2 separate regions of the Homo sapiens genome follow, and region 1 is linked to region 2. A link is a loop called in an ENCODE intact Hi-C map of the cell type or tissue named here. Cell type or tissue: heart right ventricle. All regions are shown on one strand.

Region 1 (2,500 bases), 150 kb after region 2:
ATGCTTCTTGCCACACAAGATGACAAATCCCTCATTCGTCACCATCCTTCTGTAAATGAGGGCTCCAAAAGATACCGCTATAGTTCCTACTAAAAGTGAAAAAACATGTTTGTCTAATTATTTAGTTCCTCTAACGCTTTGGGGGCTCCCCTTATAATCTGTTAGGTCATCCAGCTTTATTCTTTGCCGTGTGTAAAGTGTCTAAGTGGTCAGTGCAGCATGGCAGTTTCAGTTTGGTTTTTCACTCTTTCTACATTTTTAAAAAATAGAGATGGGGTCTCACTATGTTGGTCAGGTTGGTCTTGAACTCCTAGCCTCAAGCAATCCTCCTGCCTCAGCCTCCCAAAGTGCTAGGATTACAGGCGTGTCAGGATTATACCGTGCCCAGCCATTTTTCACTCTTTCCACAAGGTACAAGCTTTCTCCTAAAGGGCTCCAACATGTCAGAAAGGACGCTGGTGCTGCTGTACTGCCCTCTGAAGGTAAGGTAACCAAGAAGTTTCAGAAGAGTGGCCTTGTATTTGTATTGAGCCTACATATAGTTCCCGTTTATATAAGCCATATGGAATAAGCTAAAAAGGCTTTTAAAAGGGGATTTTGTCTTTACATACAGAATTTTAAAAAACAAAAACAGGAGACTACATTTGTGCATTTATTGTGTAATTAAAACCTAATTTAAAAAAATAAAATACACAATAAAAAAATCACATTTCTAGTCTGTATGGCCTAGTGCTGTAACAGAATCTGATACCTAGCATGTTATTAAGTAACAAATGCACTGTGCTGTGAACTCCAGAGGTAGAAGGAAGAAGTTTCAACAGCATCCCCACTCCATTCTGATGGATATTCTTCCATTAGGAAGAGTGGCTCCCATTCCCAATTCTGGTGATGGAGCTGGACAGAGGCTCTGCAGGATTTTTGAACTGTAGTAATTCAATAATTCTTTCAACATACAATGCTATGTCGCAGGCATCCTACCAGTCCCAATTTCACCACTCAACAACTAAATGAATCCACCTATAGTCCAAAATAGTCTATCCATTTTTCAAGGCTGCCCACTTCAAACATCTCCAGTCCCTCCAGGAAAACTCTGTATTTCTTCTATCCCCTCCCCATAATATCACAGGGTCCCTCCTTCAATTTAGCCATGGTTCAATCCACTGTCCTAACACTGGCAAGATAAGGTCTCCTCCCAGCTGGCTCAGCACATCAGGCAGCATGCAGCCGAATGTTTCATTCTCGCATGCGTGAAGTAGGCTGTGTTCTGGGCTTTGACCTCCGACTAGGTCATTAACCACAGTAACTGCCTTATGTAAGCATGCTGGTACTACAGAAGGGTCGGCCAGAGAACACTTGGCTCCAAGTGTTCTTGGGCTGCTGTTGCTGCTGCACAGAGAGGGAGCTCACTCTTAGACATCAAGCACTTTTGCAGACCAGTCCTTACCAATGCATGTGCACAAAGAGCTCCACCTTTTACGCTTGCAGTTGTCAATGTGCTGCCATGCAGAGACCAATAACGTGAGGCATCTACACAACACTGGTATTTATCACTCAGCATTGCCCCACCCCACCTTCATCCAGAGGCCTCCGAAGACCTCTCAGTAGAGTACAGTGGTTTTCAGCCCTGGGTGCAGAACACAATCACCCGGGGATGGTAACGTGATGTCTGGCCCCCTCTACCCACTGAGATGCTCAGGTGGTGTGGACTGGAGCCTGCCATCCAAAGCTCACTATATGTGGCCAGGACTGGTCAAAGGTGCTGGGTGGCAACCAGCTCCACCCCATTAAACTCTCTGAGCCTGTTTCCTCATCTGTAAAATGAGGATAATAGGACCTAATTATAGGGTTGCTGCAATAAAATAATTAATTTTAGATATTATGTAAATTATGTGAAATAACACACATAAGGCACCTGGCGCAGCATCTTGCACAAAGAATAAGGAGCTCAATAAATATCAGATATTGTTATTATCAACTGGTCCCAACCTTGCATTTTATGGATGAGAAAACAAAGACCGCAAAAGGTGATAACATTGCCCCACATCTCAGGGCTAGTAACGGCAAGATCAGATCTACTCCAGATCAAACACTCACTGAATTCCCAGGAAAGGCCAGCGATGTGGCAAGGGGAGGGGATTTAAGGATGGGTAAAATCTGAGACTAGAACTGCAGCCTCCCACGCCTAATGTACTAGGTAGGATAGAGTCTAAGATTTTGTGCTGTTTGGAATAGGGGAGAGAAGTGGAGACATTTGTTCAAAATAACCAGCAGAAAACATCTTCCAGAAACCAAATAAAAGTCATGGAAGCCCTTTGTTATTGTCAGTCCCTCAGATGTCACCTCACTGTTTAAGGAAAGTGATAGCTTTTCTCTGACATTTGAAAATGATGTTTTTAAGAGTTCATCCCATCAACCTATCATTTCTCCCTTCTTAGAAGACAGGATGGCCAGGCGCAGTGGCTCACGCCTGTAATCCCAGCACTTTGGGAGGCCGAGGTGG
Region 2 (2,500 bases):
TCATGTCTCCTTTCCTATGCTTTTGTGTGTGTATTCCTTCTCCCTGAAATGCCTTTCATTCCTTTCTTGGCTGTTGAAATCCTATTTACCTTTCAGGGCACAATTTTAATAACTCTTCTTCCACAAAACCTTCACCCATTCCCTGGGCATAACAACCCCTCGACACCGCTGGTTTTCCCAGCCCTCAGTTTGGCCCTCTTGTAGCACTTACCTAAATTCCAGGGCATGCACAAAGTGGCTGAAGGATGAGGATTGGGTTTCCTTCAATCTCTGGTTACCCAGAACTGGGACAGTGCTTGGCACATAGCAGGCACTAAATCAATTCCTGTTGAACACACATGCATGCACACATGCACACGCATGCACACGCATACACACACCCCACACAGGGCAGGCACCACCAGGGCAGGTACCAGGTGTCTTTCCAGGACAGACACCCTGACAGTTGTGTATGGGGTGAGGGGGCACGGGAAAAAGGAAAACAAGAAACCAAAAGAAGAGAGGGCACACCTTTCCCTTGACCCTTCCCTCACGCACAGGCATGAGCAGCCACGCCAGGCCTGGAAGCTGTGCCTCTCTCCCCCAGCTCCCCTCTCTGGCAGGCTCCCCATTCATGCCCAGTGGGCGCTCCCGTGCTGGCTGCTGGCGGGGAGAACCAGGAGGGAGGAAGGCTGTGGAGGCGCTCGGCAGAATCAGGACCCAGGAGGACCGCAGCAGAGCGGAAGTGACAGCACAGACCTGTTAATAACTCTGGGCTGGTACTGTGCTACAGGCTGGCCTCCCTCTCCTCCCTCCCACCCCCAAGGCCCCGTGGGGGCTGCAGCTATTGGTCCAGAGGGCTTGTTGGAGTTGTTGGGTGCTCGAGAGGCAGGCCGACTTGGTGGCTGAGGGCGGCGCCTAGGACACAGGTGCAGTCCTGGCGGAGCGTTTGTGGCCCATTCCCTCCAGGGCACCAGGCCTGTGGTCAGTTCCGCTGCCGGCCACCGGGTGGCAGTGCTGGTCAAGCCCTCCAGCCTCCAGAGCCGGTCTTCCCAGGCGGCGTGGATGCTCCCTGACTCACCAGCTCCGCCAGAACGACATTGTTAGGGCTGGAAGGGCTTAGCCAACATAACACGAAGACGCAATTTATGTATGATTTGAGGGTCCGATTGGAAGGGTTTTTTTGTACATCTACACACCTGTGTGACCACGATCAAGGTGCAGGACGTTTCCAGCTCCCCAGAGGCTTCCCGTGTCCCTGCCGATCACTACCTCCCAAAGGCAGCCTTGTCCTGCTTCGAACACCACGGATGGGTTTTGCCTGAACTTCCTATGAATGGCAGCACGCGGTGCTCTTTGGGTCTTCCCTTACATCAGCCTCACGGCTGTGAGGTTTATCCTCGTCGTTGCAGGTAGCAGTAATTTGTTGTCATTGGCACAGTATTCCATGGCGCGCATATGTGGCAGTTTAGGTCCTGCTGATGGTTGTGGGAAGCTGGGCCGGGAGCAGCCTCTGAGACAGAGATCAGGGACAGGGCTGCTTAGGCGGCAGACCCGGGGAAGCATAGGCCTGGACTGGGTGTGGGTGGGACACTGGCCTTGGCCTCCGGGGAATGGGCCCTGCATTCCCGGGGATCTGAGCAGTTCAGCTCCCCCAGCTGAGTGTGAGGTGGACAGCAGTGGACATTCGCTTGTTTCCAGGCTGGGGCTGTTGTGCAGAGCGCTGCTGTGGGCCAGCACACTTGGTTCACGGGGGTGGCATGGCTGGGCCATGAGGCTGGCAGAGGGGTGCCTTGTGCAAAAGCTCCCAACGCTGCCCTGTTTGGCCCCTGCGCGCCCTGGCCGACCGCCCACAGCGCCCGCGGCCCTGATGTTCTGGGGCTGGTTTCTAGGCAGGGCAGCCCCTGCCCTCTGAGATTTTGGCCCGGCGGGGAACGGATGAGGGCTGGCAAGTGTCATAGGTAGGCGTCCCTGGGCCTTAATGGCAGGGCCCACGAGGGACCGGGCTGCCTGACAGTGCCCCAGGTTGGGCTGGGCTCCCGGTCCCGCTGGGCCGCACGCTGGAGTGGGCGCGGGGCAGCAGTGGCTTCCTCGTGTGCCAGGCTCTTCCCGGAGCGCGGGTTGAGTCTTGAGAGATAACCTGCGTGAAGACATGTGTAGTGATGGGGCTCTGGGCAAGAGAGGCCGACTGCAACAGAGGGGTCCCAGTGAGGCTACCACCCACCCTGGGAGACGGGTGTGTGGGAGCTGCGGTATAGTGAGCCTCGGCGCCGCTCACCTCCCTCTGGGGCGCCCCTCCCGGCTTTGGGGGCTCCCGGGCCCTCGGCGCCTCCTGCAGTACTGACCGCCGCCAGCAGGGGCCGCCTCAGTCTCTGCACAGCGGAGACCGCCCCGCGCTTGAGGGCACGGGCCCGCCCCTCTCAGAGCAAAGGTTTGCAGCGGGGCTGGCGGGTGACATCTACTGCGGGGCAGCCTCAACCTGACACTCAGCAGCAAGTTAGGCCTATCTACAAATCTCCTG

The links. Hi-C counts contacts between places; a loop is a spot of excess contacts. Peaks named below come from ENCODE experiments on the same cell type or tissue, not always from the same donor. Only the 100,000 strongest peaks of a DNase experiment are listed, where the experiment ranks them.
Region 1: a loop joins it to region 2, with 7 times the contacts of the local background. A loop is called at or near these places in 27 of 110 quality-filtered maps.

What each region holds. Positions count from the first base shown.
Region 1 is chr2:96,355,879-96,358,378 of GRCh38, reverse strand. The region is part of intron 9 of NCAPH (non-SMC condensin I complex subunit H); the gene reads right to left. Among named protein-coding and RNA genes, the nearest start is that of NCAPH, 21 kb to the right of the region's middle. In heart right ventricle, no CTCF peak of the experiment used is centred here; a DNase peak (open chromatin) is centred at 1,269.
Region 2 is chr2:96,508,060-96,510,559 of GRCh38, reverse strand. It overlaps a transcript of NEURL3 not described here. Among named protein-coding and RNA genes, the nearest start is that of NEURL3, 4.0 kb to the right of the region's middle. RefSeq lists a silencer at 2,105-2,444. In heart right ventricle, CTCF peaks have their summits at 784 and 987 (motif pointing right); DNase peaks (open chromatin) are centred at 979, 1,629 and 2,329; H3K4me3 peaks cover 528 bases.